Regions from separate parts of the Homo sapiens genome. Here region 1 is linked to region 2. The links are chromatin loops, found by intact Hi-C in ENCODE. Cell type or tissue: ascending aorta. All regions are shown on one strand.

What was found. Hi-C counts contacts between places; a loop is a spot of excess contacts. Peaks named below come from ENCODE experiments on the same cell type or tissue, not always from the same donor. Only the 100,000 strongest peaks of a DNase experiment are listed, where the experiment ranks them.
Region 1: a loop joins it to region 2, with 6 times the contacts of the local background. A loop is called at or near these places in 7 of 110 quality-filtered maps.

What each region holds. Positions count from the first base shown.
Region 1 is chrX:75,589,268-75,597,267 of GRCh38, reverse strand. All of the region lies in intron 1 of LOC107985664 (a long non-coding RNA gene), which reads right to left. Among named protein-coding and RNA genes, the nearest start is that of ZDHHC15, 70 kb to the right of the region's middle. In ascending aorta, no CTCF peak of the experiment used is centred here; DNase peaks (open chromatin) are centred at 866 and 3,865; H3K27ac peaks cover 1,601 bases.
Region 2 is chrX:75,518,743-75,526,742 of GRCh38, reverse strand. It overlaps ZDHHC15 (zDHHC palmitoyltransferase 15), which reads left to right and starts at 3,706. Exons shown (of 12, transcript NM_144969.3): 1 at 3,706-3,854. The coding sequence starts at 3,719. LOC107985664 (a long non-coding RNA gene) reads right to left here and starts at 3,616. Exons shown (of 5, transcript XR_007068273.1): 1 at 3,089-3,616. RefSeq lists an enhancer at 3,414-3,493. In ascending aorta, a CTCF peak has its summit at 3,567; a DNase peak (open chromatin) is centred at 3,502; H3K4me3 peaks cover 1,962 bases; H3K27ac peaks cover 3,073 bases.

The sequences.
Region 1 (8,000 bases), 71 kb before region 2:
ATGCTCATCATCACTGGCCATCAGAGAATTGCAAATCAAAACCACAATGAGATACCATCTCACACCAGTTAGAATGGTGATCATTAAAAAGTCAGGAAACAATAGGTGCTAGAGAGGATATGGAGAAGTAGTAACACTTTTACACTGTTGGTGGGACTGTAAACTTGGTTCAACCATTGTGGAAGTCAGTGTGGCGATTCATAGGGGATCTAGAACTAGAAATACCATTTGACCCAGCCATCCCATTACTGGGTATATACACAAAGGATTATAAAACATGCTGCTATAAAGAAACATGCACACGTGTGTTTATTGCAGCACTATTCACAATAGTAAAGACTTGGAACCAACCCAAATGACCAACAATGATAGACTGGATTAAGAAAATGTGGCACATATACACCATGGAATACTATGCAGCCATAAAACAGGATGAGTTCACGTCCTTTGTAGGGAGATGGATGAAGCTGGAAACCATCATTCTCAGCAAACTACCACAAGGACGAAAAACAAAACACTGCATGTTCTCACTTATAGGTCGGAATTGAACAATGAGAACACATGGACACAGGAAGGGGAACATCACACGCTGGGCCCTGTTGTCGGGGGGTAGGGGGGAGGGATAGCATTAGGAGATATACCTAATGTTAAATGAAGAGTTAATGGGTGCAGCACACCAACATGGCACACGTATGTATATGTAACAAACCTGTATGTTGTGCACATGTACCTTAAAACTTAAAGTATAATAAAAAAAAAGCAGTGCCTAGCACATGGTAAGCAGTCAGTAAGTTTCAGCTATTATTACTGTGAGAATCTGGGGATAGAGCCAGCACTCACAGAACAGTCAGGTGGTGAGGAGTCTGCATTCTTTGGCATGGCTAGTTGTGTCCCAGGATCTGCATTCCAGAACTTCCATTCTGACACAAGATAGAGTGTTGCCTAGCAAATGTATACACAAAGTCCCGCTGTTCTAGAATTTTATAAAGTTGGGCTCTTAGTCAAAGCGAAGGAAGGAAGGGTCCTTTCAAATAAAGAATTTACTAACAAAGCATTTTTTTCCTGCCAGTGAAATCAGTGAGGAATTCCTGTAGATTTTATCATAACATGTAACAAATCTAGACCTCACCAAACCTTTTCTCTTCTTGCTCTCCTTTTCCTTTTAGAGGTTTATTATCTCTCATACAGAATATTTCCCGTTTTCTGTTTCACTTCTTTCCATCTGTCGTCCATTCTTTTCAAAGTGGTATTTGTATAAATCAACTCCCAATAGACTTTTCACTGCTCAACTTAAATGTTCATTTCCTCACCACTACTTGATGAACAAATCCCCAATTCCTCTGCTGAATACTTAAGGTTCACTATATAGCTCCATTCCACTATTTTGAGTGATTTGCATCCATACTTAATTAACTACATGGTTAGTATTTTTATATTAAATTTATTTTAAATTCAGTTTTTATAATAAAGCAAAATGGTATTTTTGGTCTACAGTTCCATGAATTTTTACACAGGCATAGGCTCATATAACACTATCATAATCATGACAAAAGACAGCTACAGTATCCAAAATACTCCCTCATGCTATTACTTTGTAGTCATATCCTATCACCACCCTTAACTCCTGAGACCCACTAATCTGTTTTTCGACACTTTAATTTTGTCTTTTTGAGAAGGATCTATAAATGGAATATTATTCTATGCAACATTTTGAGACTGGCTTTTTTTCATTCAGTATAATGCCTTTGAGAATTGTCCAACTTGCATCTATGTATAGCTTACTCCTATTTGTTCCTGAGTAATATTCCATGGTATAAATGTACTGTAATTTGCTTATTCATTTACTTGTTAAAGGCATCTGGATTTTTCCTACCTTTTAGCTACTATGAATAAAGCCAGTATAACATTTGTGTACAAAGTTTTGTGTGGATATATGTTTTCTTTTTTTTTGGTTAGAAAAAATAATGTTTTTATTTGGAGAATATATTTAAAACTCAGCATAAAACAAAACCCAAGAACAAATACAATTAAACCTAAAAGTGAAACATTTAATTCTACTGCTTCCTATTTCTCCAGATCCATGTTAGCTAAACATGTCACCTGTTACATTTTTAATGTCCTTTCACTAATATTTCTGGTGGGCTTAATTTGGAAGGGAGAGTAGAATTACCCTGTGATACTTTGGAGGTATGTTTTACTGGCTACAGGATGGGACAATGAGTTTTTGGGCAGCTCTACAGAGCTTAGCCATGTCCCACTGCAAAGGAGACTAGCAAAGAAAGAAAGGAAAGGCATCAGATGCAGATGATGGGAGCCTAGGCAGGATGGCACTGAGAAGAAAAAGAGAGTGAAAAATGGAAGGAAGATAACAGTGAGGCAGGTATGCTGGGAAATTATAGAAAGAGCTCTATCAATAAACCTTGTGCCTCAAAATGGCCAAACTTTCAGAGTATTCCACAGACAAAGTAAAGTTTTTAAAAACTCTGTTAGTTACATGCTTGCTAGTCTTCTATTTTGAATGAGTAAAACCCTATCTAACAATTACTAATAATCATATCTTCAGTGCCACCAAAGGCTTTAAAAATGATACACTTTGATATTTTCCAATAGTTACATTTCTTTATTCCTTTCTTAGTCTCATTTTTTAAAATATGAGAAATGCTCCTTTTTATTTTCTTAACTAAACTGAAAGTCATGAAACAATTCTGAAATAATAATGGCATTACTTATCTTAAGCTAACCAAATGAGGGGTTAACGGTTTGCCATAATTATTATTGAGTGATTTTCCTGGATGACATCTAACTTTCAAGTAAAGATAATGTTTCAAAAATTTATTTGTGGGTACTTAAAAACTAAATTATCATTAATTTAAAGTCTTCACAATTTTCTTCTTTATTGACTTCAAGGAAGCATTTATACAGATGTCTGTTCACTGGAAAAATCTTGAACCATTGGCTACATTTAAAAATCATGACAAAACCAAATTGAGTAAGTGAAGATAGAGTTAAGAGGCTGACAATGAAGTAGAGAGATGGCCAAATCTTTGATAGGCCCACCTGCTGTTGCTTTCTACTTTTGATTTCCCGAATCAGAGTAAGAATACACTGACCATCACATTACAGTCATTTTTTTTTTTTTTTTTTTTAGGGACCATGGTATAAAAACTTTAATTGGTTTTATTTTTGCTGTCATTTTTCAGTGTGTATCTGTCTCCCTTCCTCATTTTTAACCCTCTTGAGACTGGATAGAGATTTCCCAAGCAAGTATAAAAGTAATTATATTCAAAGACAGATTTTTTTTTTCTTCCTAAAGGTATCAAGTTAATTGTCTTTTCTGGGGCTAATTGTCTTTTCTTTGGTCCAGGTGTGAAATGACAGCTTGGTGCCAATGATAGTTTGCATTTGTAAGTCCTTTTCATATACATGATCTCATTTTGTCCTCCAGATGTCTCTGTGGTTTGTTCTTTTTGTTCCATTGCTCAGATGAGTAAACTGAGGTACCACTTGGCAAAGCTCGCAGAATCAGTGTCAGCTCTGCTGTGAATGCTGCTGTTTTCCCATCTTGTTCTACCACTACACAACACAGCAGTGGGGAAGCTACAGGGTTCCTTGTTCTCTAGCTGGCCAGAGCCCCTGAGCTTCCCTGTGGCTGGCAAAGGCAAGTTGGCTTGAGACAATGTTTTCACTGGTTGGTAGGAGAATGAAGACCTTCCCAGCAATGCAGCGAGTTGGAAAAGGAGCATAGCTTTATGCAATAGTTTCCTGGGACAGCTCTAACAAAGTACCAGCAACTGGGTGGCTTAAGACAACAAAAATTTATTAGCTCATAGTTCTGGAGGCCAGAAGTCTGAAACCAGGGTGTTGGCAGGGCCACGGTCCCTCTGAAGTCTCTAGGGAAGATTCCTTCCTCGCCTCTTCCCGGCTTCTGGTGTTACCGGCAATCCTTGGCGTTCCTTGGCTTGTAGTGGCCTCACTCCAGTGGCCACTTCCATCATCACATGGTTGTCTTCCCTGTGTCTCTGTGTCCACATCTCTCTATCTCTCTAAGGACACTAGGGATTAGATTTGCAGTACGGCCTACTACAGTATGACCTCATCTTGACTTGATGACATCTGTAAAGACCCTGTATTCAAATAAAGTCACATTCACAGGTACCAGGTGTTAAGACTTCAACATGTCTTTCTCAGCCCACAACACCTCATCTTAGTCTAGCCTTCCTGCTGGTTTGATTTAAAAATTACCCTTTTAATACACAAAATTATAGTGCTCATAGATGGTAGTTTTTATTTTATAAATGTATGAGACTCAACAAAACAGCAAACCCTTATATTTTTATCACTCAAATGAACAACTGACATATGTTTTCTTACAATATTTTTTAAGAACAAAAATATTACAAATGTAGATTTAAAAACTAATGTTAACCATCTTCACACATTATCTTCTCTTTTTGCAGAGAGCAGTGGTTCTCAACCAGGACAGTTTTGGGGGTGCTATTGTCATCTAGTGGGTAGAGGGCAGGGATGTTGCCAATCATCCAGCAATGCAAGGAGAGCCTGCAACAAGGAATTATCTAGTCCTAAATGTTAATAGCACTCAGGTTGAGAAACTCTATTTTAAAGAGAAGAATAATCATGATATTGACCTGCATCCTTCTAGAAATATTATTCATTCTTTTTCATACATTTACAAGTCCGAAAGGTATTGTATTGTGGTATTGTATTGTGCATGAGTATTCTCTTTTTTCTTTTTAATTTATTATTATTATACTTTGAGTTTTAGGGTACATGTGCACATTGTGCAGGATAGTTACATATGTATACATGTGCCATGCTGGTGCGCTGCACCCACTAACTCGTCATCTAGCATTAGGTATATCTCCCAATGCTATCCTTCCCCCTTCCCCCCACCCCAAAACAGTCCCCAGAGTGTGATGTTCCCCTTCCTGTGTCCATGTGATCTCATTGTTCAATTCCCACCTATGAGTGAGAATATGCGGTGTTTGACTTTTTGTTCTTGTGATAGTTTACTGAGAATGATAATTTCCACTTTCATCCATGTCCCTACAAAGGACATGAACTCATCATTTTTTATGGCTGCATAGTATTCCATGGTGTATATGTGCCACATTTTCTTAATCCAGTCTATCATTGTTGGACATTTGGGTTGGTTCCAAGTCTTTGCTATTGTGAACAATGCCGCAATAAACATACGTGTGCATGTGTCTTTATAGCAGCATGACTTATAGTCCTTTGGGTATATACCCAGTAATGGGATGGCTGGGTCAAATGGTATTTCTACTTCTAGATCCCTGAGGAATCGCCACACTGACTTCCACAAGGGTTGAACTAGTTTACAGTCCCACCAACAGTGTAAAAGTGTTCCTATTTCTCCACATCCACTCCAGCACCTGTTGTTTCCTGACTTTTTAATGATTGCCATTCTAACTGGTGTGAGATGGTGATCTCATTGTGGTTTTGATTTGCATTTCTCTGATGGCCAGTGATGGTGAGCATTTTTTCATGTGTTTTTTGGCTGCATAAATGTCTTCTTTTGAGAAGTGTCTGTTCATGTCCTTTGCCCACTTTTTGATGGGGTTGTTTTTTTCTTGTACATTTGTTGGAGTTCATTGTAGATTCTGGATATTAGCCCTTTGTCAGAGGAGTAGGTTGCGAAAATTTTCTCCAATTTTGTAGGTTGCCTGTTCATTCTGATGGTAGTTTCTTTTGCTGTGCAGAAGCTCTTTAGTTTAATTGGACCCCATTTGTCAATTTTGGCTTTGGTTGCCATTGCTTTTGGTGTTTTAGACATGAAGTCCTTGCCCATGCCTATGTCCTGAGTGGTAATGCCTAGGTTTTCTTCTAGGGTTTTTACGTTTTTAGGTCTAATGTTTAAGTCTCTTATCCATCTCGAATTGATTTTCGTATAAGGTGTAAGGAAGGGATCCAGTTTCAGTTTTCTCCATATGGCTAGCCAGTTTTCCCAGCACCATTTATTAAATAGGGAATCCTTTCCCCATTGCTTGTTTTTGTCAGGTTTGTCAAAGATCACATAGTTGTAGATTTGCGGCATTATTTCTGAGGGCTCTGTTCTGTTCCATTGATCTATATCTCTGTTTTGGTACCAGTACCATGCTGTTTTGGTTACTGTAGCCTTGTAGTATAGTTTGAAGTCAGGTAGTATGATGCCTCCAGCTTTGTTCTTTTGGCTCAGGATTGACTTGGCAATGTGGGCTCTTTTTTGGTTCCATATGAACTTTAAAGTAGCTTTTTCCAATTCTATGAAGAAAGTCATTGATAGCTTGATGGGGATGGCATTGAATCTGTAAATTACCTTGGGCAGTATGGCCATTCTCACGATATTGATTCTTCCTATCCACGAGCATGGAATGTTCTTCCATTTGTTTGTATCCTCTTTTATTTCCTTGAGCAGTTGTTTGTAGTTCTTCTTGAAGAGGTCCTTCACATCCCTTGTAAGTTGGATTCCTAGGTATTTTATTCCCTTTGAAGCAATTGTGAATGGGAGTTCAATCATGATTTGGCTCTCTGTTTGTCTGTAATTGGTGTATAAGAATGCTTGCGATTTTTGCACATTGATTTTATATCCTGAGACTTTGCTGAAGTTGCTTATCAGCTTGAGGAGATTTTGGGCTGAGATGATGGGGTTTTCTAGATATACAATCATGTCATCTGCAAACAGGGACAATTTGACTTCCTCTTTTCCTAATTGAATATCCTTTATTTCCTTCTCCTGCCTCATTGCCCTGGCCAGAACTTCCAACACTATGTTGAATAGGAGTGGTGAGAGAGGGCATCCCTGTCTTGTGCCAGTTTTCAAAGGGAATGCTTCCAGTTTTTGCCCATTCAGTATGATATTGGCTGTGGGTTTGTCATAGATAGCTCTTATTATTTTGAGATATGTCCCATCAATACCTAATTTATTGAGAGTTTTTAGCATGAAGGGTTGTTGAATTTTGTCAAAGGCCTTTTCTGCATCTATTGAGATAATCATGTGGTTTTTGTCTTTGGTTCTGTTTATATGCTGGATTACATTTATTGATTTGCGTATATTGAACCAGCCTTGCATCCCAGTGATGAAGCCCACTTGATCATGGTGGATAAGCTTTTTGATGTGCTGCTGGATTCGGTTAGCCAGTATTTTATTGAGGATTTTTGCATTAATGTTCATCAAGGATATTGGTCTAAACTTCTCTTTTTTCGTTGTGTCTCTGCCCGGCTTTGGTATCAGGATGATGCTGGCCTCATAAAACGAGTTAGGGAGGATTCCCTCTTTTTCTATTGATTGGAATAGTTTCAGAAGAATGGCACCAGTTCCTCCTTGGACCTCTGGTAGAATTCGGCTGTGAATCCATCTGGTCCTGGACTCTTTTTGGTTGGTAAGCTATTCATTATTGCCACAATTTCAGATCCTGTTATTGGTCTATTCAGAGATGCAACTTCTTCCTAGTTTAGTCTTTGGAGAGTGTATGTGTCGAGGAATTTATCCATTTCTTCTAGATTTTCTAGTTTATTTGCATAGAGGTGTTTGTAGTATTCTCTGATGGTAGTTTGTATTTCTGTGGGATCGGTGGTGATATCCCCTTTATTATTTTTTATTGTGTCTATTTGATTCTTCTCTTTTTTATTCGACTTGCTAGCAGTCTATCAATTTTGTTGATCCTTTCAAAAAACCAGCTCCTGGATTTGTTAATTTTTTGAAGGGTTTTTTGTGTCTCTATTTCCTTCAGTTCTGCTCTGATTTTAGTTATTTCTTGCCTTCTGTTAGCTTTTGAATATGTTTGCTCTTGCTTTTCTAGTTCTTTTAATTGTGATGTTAGGGTCTCAATTTTGGATCTTTCCTGCTTTCTCTTGTGGGCATTTAGTGCTACAAATTTCCCGCTACACACTGCTTTGAATGCGTCCCAGAGATTTTGGTATGTTGTGTCTTTGTTCTTGTTGGTTTCAAAGAACATCTTTATTTCTGCCTTCATTTCGTTATG
Region 2 (8,000 bases):
TTAAAATAAAAAAGTTGCTCTGCTAAAGACACTATCAAGAGAATAAAAAGGCCACATGCTGAAAGAAAATATTTGCAAAAGACACATGATAAAGAGCTGTAATCTAAAATACACAAAAATTATTTAAAATTAAACAATAAGAAAGCAAGCATCTCAAAAAAAGGGCTAAAGACCTGAACAGACACCTCACCAAAGAAGATATATAGATGGCAAATAAACATACAAAAAGATGCTCCACACTATATGTCATCAGAGATGTGCAAATTAAAACAATGAAATACCACTACAGACTTTTCCAATGGCCAAAATCCAGAACACTGGCCTCACCAAATTCTAGCAAGGATGTAGAGCAACAGGAACTCTCAGTCATTTCTGCTGGAAACACAAAATAGTACAGCTACTTTTGAAAACACTTTGGCAGTTTCTTACAAAACTAAATATACTCTTACCACATGATCCAACAATCTCAGTCCTTGGTATTTACCCAAATAAGGTGAAAACCTACGTCCACACAAAAACTTGCACATGGATGTTTATAGCAGCTTTATTCATAACAACCAAAATTTGGAAGCAACCAAGATGTCTTTCAGTGAGTGAGTGTATAAATAAACTGTGGTACATCCAGAAAATGGAATATTATTCAACACTAATAAGAAATGAGTTATCAAGCCATGAAACGACATGGAGGAATCTTAAATGCATATTACTAAGTGAAAGAAGCCAATCTGCAAAGGTTACATACTGTATCATTCCAACTATATGACATTCTGGAAGAGGCAAACTATGGAAACAGTAAAAAAAAACAAAAAAAATCAATAGTTTCCAAGAGTTGTGGAGAGGGAGAGATGAACAGGTAGAACACAGAGGAGTTTTAGGGCAGCAAAAATATTCTATATGAGATTGTAATGGTGGATACAAGTCATTATATATTCATCCAAACCTACAGACTGTACAACACCAATAGTGAATGCTAATAGAAACTATGGACTTTGGATGATAAATATATGTTGATGCTGATTCACAGATTCTAACAAATGTACTACTCTGGTGGGGGATGTTGATAATGGAGGTGGCTATGCATGTGGTGGTAGGGGTTATATGGGAAATCTTTGAACCTTCCTTTCAATTTTGCTGTTAATCTAACATTGCTCTAATAAATAAAGTCTTTAAAAATAAATTTAAATAAATGTAGGCTTTGCATGCTATATGACCTATGTCACAACTACTCCAACTCAGCATTGTACAAAACAGCCATAGACTACAAATTGACATGAATGTGTTCCAATAAAACTTCATTCATAAAAAGTCAGTGGGCCATATTTGGCCCATAGGCATAGTTTGCCAATCCTTGATGTATACACTTGAACATGGTTTGTCTCTCTGGTTCTTGGCCCTCCATGCTCCTTTGGGTGTGAGCTATCCCTGTCATAAGCCCCCCGGCCCCAGACTATTTGATTAGTGATCGGGCTACCTTAGAAGAGGAAGACTTAGGCAAAATTAATCATGTCAAAACGTGAAAGTTATCAACTTCCCCCACGAACTCTGCTCTTCTCACAATAGCCCCTATCATAGTGATTGGCAACATTGTTCATTCAGGCATTGAAGTTAGAAATCTGGCTGTTAGCTTTAACTTATCTCACTCCTCACCTGCCAACTGGTTGACAAATTCTGTTGATTTCCCCAAACACTATTACATCTTTCCCCTCCTCTCCTTCCCTTCATAGCCTGGCTTAGGCCTAGGCTCTTACCATCTCTTGGTTAGAGTACTGTTAATATCTTCCAGCAAAAGCGGGCTACTTGCAGTCCCCCAAGTATGTTGTGCTGTTTCGCATACATTTGCCACTACATATTTCCTTTTGCCTGGAATCCCCTCCTCCCTTAAATCCTGCTCCCATCTCTTATCTTCCTGGTGAAATCCTAGTCATTATTCAAAACCCAACTGGGACTTTCCCTTTCACACTTAATCATTGCCTCCTCAAGGCTACTTGGTTTAAATAGTATACCCTTGACAATCCCAATATACATGTTCCACAAGCCCCGAATTATGAATATTGGAAAATTTAAGTATACATGTCAGAAACTTAGGGCTCAAATAATTAACTAGGCTACTAAATATTGTAACTAAAATGAACTCTGCATTTCATTGCATCATGAATTTAGTAACATCAACCATAAAATTAGCTTAATCTGAAAAGAAACAATAAATCTTTTATCACTTCAGGTAATTTACTGCATATATAACCATAAATAAAGAACAGAGATCAACCTCGTAGAGACACTTGCTCCCACACAGTAGTCACACAGAATGTGAATCACACATGCATCTCAGCAAAATCACAAATTTCTCCATGTAAAAGACCTTTGGGAAAAACAGTGAGTGTCAAATCCATAAATGCCAAGAGCCTGCTGTACTTCTATTATTGTACTTGTGTCAATGAACAACTACAGCCCCAATGAGAACATGAGCTTCTTGGGGTCAGGCCCACTATTTTGTCATTCTTTTTGTACCAAAGTTGATCTAACAGGAAGCAACCACTCCAAAAACATTTGTTGAATTAAATTACCTCCTAATTGATCTTCCTACTTCAAGGCCATCTTCCTTTCCAAAATCCTGCCAGTTATTTCACAAAAACATATCCCTGATGTCACTCCATTTCCCCCAAACCTTTGATGGCTCTTCATAATCTGCTTTACATGATTATGTCCCCATGCCATGCTAGGACATATAAGAGCCTTCACACCATGGCCTCATACTCCCAGTCTCATTCTTAGCCTCTCTTCTTCACAAACACTCTTCAAGCCACACTAGCTGCTCCTGGAACATTTTTGGACTTTCATTACTCTATGACTTTGTAAATGCTGTTTCCTCTGTCTAAAAGGTCCTCCTCCTCTCATCTGCCTGGAAAACCTGAATTTATTAATATAGCTCAGCTTAAATATCGCTACCTTTGTAGCTTTCCCTGACCCCTCTCAGAATCAGTCTCCCTCATTTGTTTTTTTATACCAATGTGTTTGTTCTAAAAACATACTAAGCTGATTCTGCGGGGAGGGAAAAGGGAAGGAGGGAGTGCCCTGTCAAAGGACTTACCCAAGCAGCGACTGCGGCACTACGTGTTAAGCATATTGTTCAAGCAGCAGTGGGAGGATGGAGCTGGATGGCCTTCATGTTACGAGATGCTATGGCTCGCATCTTTCACACTGCGTGTGTGTGTGTGTGTGTGTGTGTGTGTGTGTGTGTGTGTGTGTAACTGTGGGGGGGGGTAGCAGGGGGAGAGAAAGAGAACGAAGGGAGACAGAGAGACTGAGACAGAAACAAAGAGGGCGGACGCAGTGCAGTAAGAGCAGATGGGCGGACCCAAATTTCTTCGGCTTCACGATTTTGCGGAGGTCTAGCCCTGCATCCAGCCTTGAAACAGGGTGGGGAGGAGGCAGAAAGGGGAGGGACTGCACTCCCTCTGAGCGTGCTAGCTCCGACTGCCTGACGGATCACCCTTCCGCTCCAACATGGCTAGTTCCTCAACGCCGTGACTCAAGCCTGTTGTGCCAGGCAGGGCGCACTCAGCAGCGCAGCCCCACAGGTGGCGAAGGCTCCGCGAGAGGGTTCCCGCCAGGCTAGACAGTGGAGTGCCGCACAGCGCGCCTTCCAGCCTCGCAGCCGCCACCCTAGCGGTTCCGACCCGGCGCCAGCAGGCCTGCTTGGTCGATCTTCGAGCCAAAGATGCGGCGAGGCTGGAAGATGGCTCTGTCTGGGGGGCTGCGGTGCTGCCGCCGGGTACTGTCCTGGGTGCCAGTGCTCGTTATTGTCCTCGTCGTGCTCTGGTCCTACTATGCCTACGTCTTTGAACTCTGCCTGGGTAAGTGGGGCTGGGCACCTAAGGTGGGGAAATTATACTCCAATATAATCGTTTGCCCTACCTTCACACTGGTGTCCCTTGTGTTCTCAAGCCTTCTCTCTGCGGTTTTCCTTTCTCTCCCTGGAGAGTTCCTTGTCCCCAGCCTCTGGCTTCCCACAATATTTCCTGCGCCCTCCCACCAGGGTCCCGCCGTGTCTCCATCGTCTCCCACCTAGGGTTTCTTATTTCTTTGCCCTACCCACAATAATGTCCTGGCTCTTCCCACGAGGGCTCCCTTTTCTCATACAGGGCAACCATCTGCACCTTGTGCTCTCCTTCTGGGAGCCCCTACTGTACCAAGTTGAGGAAACAACATACCCTGTGTCTTTAAACTGTTTGCTCACACTAGGAATCTCACCAATGCATCCAACTAGGAGCCCCACCATTTTCCCTCCTACTAGAATCCTACTAGGATTTCCTACTAGGGATTTCCTACTGAGAGTTCCAAAATATTTCCTCTACTCTCTTACTAGCTCTCCTTTTTCACACACTGGAATCTATCGTTTTCCCGTGATCCTCTCACACTGGCTGAAGTGCTTCATATCTTTGTCCACTTGTGATCCCACAGTGCACCCTATTCTACTCCATTAAGATCTTCCGTTTTCACACAGTGGTAAGCCCTCCATTCTCTTTCCCTGTGGGCTCCCCCCATTTAATCATTTTCTTTAATGGGATTGGTATTCTATAATACATCCTCTCTCACATGAGAGGCCCTGATTATATTATACTGGAGTTCCCTCCAGTCTCCTGCCTTCTTGCTTTGAGGAGCATTCGACTCCTTCCCATTAGGAGCCCCACATTATTTTCTGACACCTTATACTGGTGACCCTGCTATTGTCACATGATGATAGTGCCTTCTCCCACTAGAGTCACCTCTTTTACCCTCCCACAAGGGTTTCCGTAATTTATCTCCTATTCCATCAAAGGGCCGCTACTTTTCTAATCATTATTCCTCGTTATCTTTTTTAGGAAACCCACTCCCCACCTCCCACAGTGTTCTTTCACTTTTAGCCCCACATTCTGCCATCCACTTCCTTTGGGATTTCTTATTATTATTTCTTCTTACTTCTCATTGGATTGCACTTGTCCCATCTTCTCAAACTGGGGAAACCCCATTCTTTCTTACTGGGGTTTCTAATATTTTCTACTCCTCCCAATGGGCATATCATTTCTCATTCCCTCTCATTAGACTACCCCTTTTATAATTCTATGATCTTTTTTTACCCTGTCCTGTCACACTAAGGAGCACTCTATATCCTCCTTATTTGCAAAATGGTTCTCACAGTATAGCTTGTGCATTCAAACTCAGAATTCTACAATATTTCCCGACACAAACCCCAAGTCTCTCCCTTATATTATTCCCACTTTCCACTTTAATTCCCCCCGTTCCCCATTCTTATTATTATTGGCCTTGCAATGCTCTCATCAACTCACAATGGCGTTTTCATATTATATCCTGTCTTGTTACAATAGGGTCCCTGCTTTTCTCACAGTAAAATCTCCCCTTGTCCCTGTCTTCTCACATTGAAGAATCCCTGTCTCCTCTCAAAAGAGATTCCACTAATACTTGTCAGTCTTGTCACTTCGACACTGTAATTCCATCGCCAGCACCCTTAAACTTGTGGCCTACAATGTTCCCTATTCATCTAGTTTGGGGCTCCAATATGTTTATACTCCTCTCACAGTAGGACTCCTGACCCATTGGACATCCCCTCACTCCCAAGTCCTTCTGAGACTTCTTTATTTTTTCATACCAAACTCTTCTCACCTTAAAAATGATGGTAAGGATGCTGCTTTTTTGAACTCCGGGACCTGACTCCATTTGTAATTTTCTTCTGTTACATATTTGCAAAGCAATAGTCTACCCCAGGTAGACTGGGATAAACTAGGGAGGCAGGAGATGATCCTCTTTTCCAATATAGAACTTTCTATATTCTAATTCTATAATTTCCTATATTCTAATTCTAATTACCTCTCTGAATCACAATTGGAATTTTTTTTACCTCTTCCTTAGAGATATTATGGAAAATGCAGAAAGAGCTCTTAAAATAAATGTCATTAGTTGCCTTCATAGATACAAGTTAGCCTAGTTTTCTTTTGTATCTCAATCCAGTATTGGGATGCATTAAGTAGACTATGCAATGACTGGGAAGCTTTTCTATTCTCAGACCTTACTACTTTGGCTTTTTGAATGATTGATTGAAGGGTCAAAAGTTCAGCACCATTATTATGGTATGGACATTGCTCCTAGGATCAATGCCATATTGTAAACAACTTATTTTGGAGTTTTTCAGTATTGACTCATATGAGCTTCACCAAGATATATTTTAAAAATTAATGATGATAATGACTAACACTTATGTATTGCTTACTCTGTGCCAGAAAATGTTCTAAGTTCTGTAGATAGATTAACTATATATTAATTCATTTAATCATCACAATAACTATATGAGGCAGGTACCATTACTGTTTCCATTGTACAAATGTGTAAACTGAGGCACAGATGAGCAAACCAAGGTAAAGACCAAGTTACTGCAAATAATTGGCCTTCTATAAGTTCTTCTTTAGTCATGTAATATTAACAGATGAAAGGAAGCGTAGGACTTATTTGTTTGTTTTAGTTAACATACTTGCACCACACTGCTACATGCCAAGTACTATTTCTAGGTGACTACACACACAGACACTTAATCTTTATAACAACTTTCCAATGTATATACTATCATTACTTGTTTGTAAACTGAGGAACAGACAGAATAAGTAGCTTACCTAAGGTCACAGAGCTAGTAAATGGCCAAACTTAAAACCCAGGCAGTATGTTGCCACAGTCTCCTCTAAACTAATGCAGAGGTAAAAACTTTGTGACATACAAGCCAGATGTAGCCTTCAGATATATTTTGCCTGGCCTGCACAGTGTTTTCTTAACATTTTGCATCAGTTCCCATTATTTAAAAGTCAGGAGAATAAGGCAGCTTTGACTTTCAACTCTGGCTGAACCAGTCCCTCCTGCCATCATCAGTTTAACAATCTTGTAACAAATTAGCAACCTGGGTTTTGGAAAGGTTAAATCAAATTTTCCTAAGGCCACACATTTAGTAATAGTGAAGAGTTGGAAATCCAGGCTGCCTGATACCAAGGCCATACCTTTTCCAACACAAATAAATTAACAAATTTGCATTTCAATATGTCTCAAAAAGTAACATTAAGGACCTAACTTCTTTCCAGGGATAAAACCTGATGTCTTTCTCCCTAACGTTACATTAGAGCTGAAACCAAAAGAGATGTTTTTGTCCTTTAATTCTTAGAGTTTGAATTCTGCCATTTACTAGCCTGGAGACCTGGGGCAAGTAACTTCACTCTCTCAACCTCAGTTGTCTCACATGTACCTTGCTTCTACAGTTGTTCATCCATATGACAAATGGTTGCTTAGCACTCAGTATATGCCAGGTATTACTGCTGTGAGGCTCAAATAACATGATGCCTGAAAAGCATGCATCACAGTTCACAACACATTATAAGAGCTCATTAGATAGTAACTTGTGATTAGTAAAGAAATAAAGGATTCTTCCTGACCCAGGAAAATAAGAAGCTTAGCTTTTTAGAGAGGAGGGAAAGTAACAGTATCCATTTTATTGGGGTGAAATTTATATAACATAAAATTAACCATTTTTAAGTGTTCGCCTCAGTGCCATTTAGCACTCACAATGTTGTGCAGCCATCACCTCTATGTAGTTCCAAAATGTTTTTGTTATCCCATAAAGAAACCTCATAAGCATTAAGCAGTCACTCCCTGTTCCCTCTTCCCCCAAGTCCTAGCCAATTATTAATCTGCATTCTGTCTCTATGGATTTACCTATTATGGATGTTCCATATAAATAGAATCATAAAATATGTGTTCTTTTGTGTCTGACTTCTTCCAATTAACAAAATGTTTTTGAAATTGGTCCACATTATATTATGTAACAGTAATTTATCCCTTTTAATGGCTGAATAATAGTCTATTGTGTGTGTGTGTGTGTGTGTGTGTGTGTGTGTGTGTGTGTATATATATATATATATATATATATATATATATATATACCAGTTTGTTATCCATTCATCCATTAA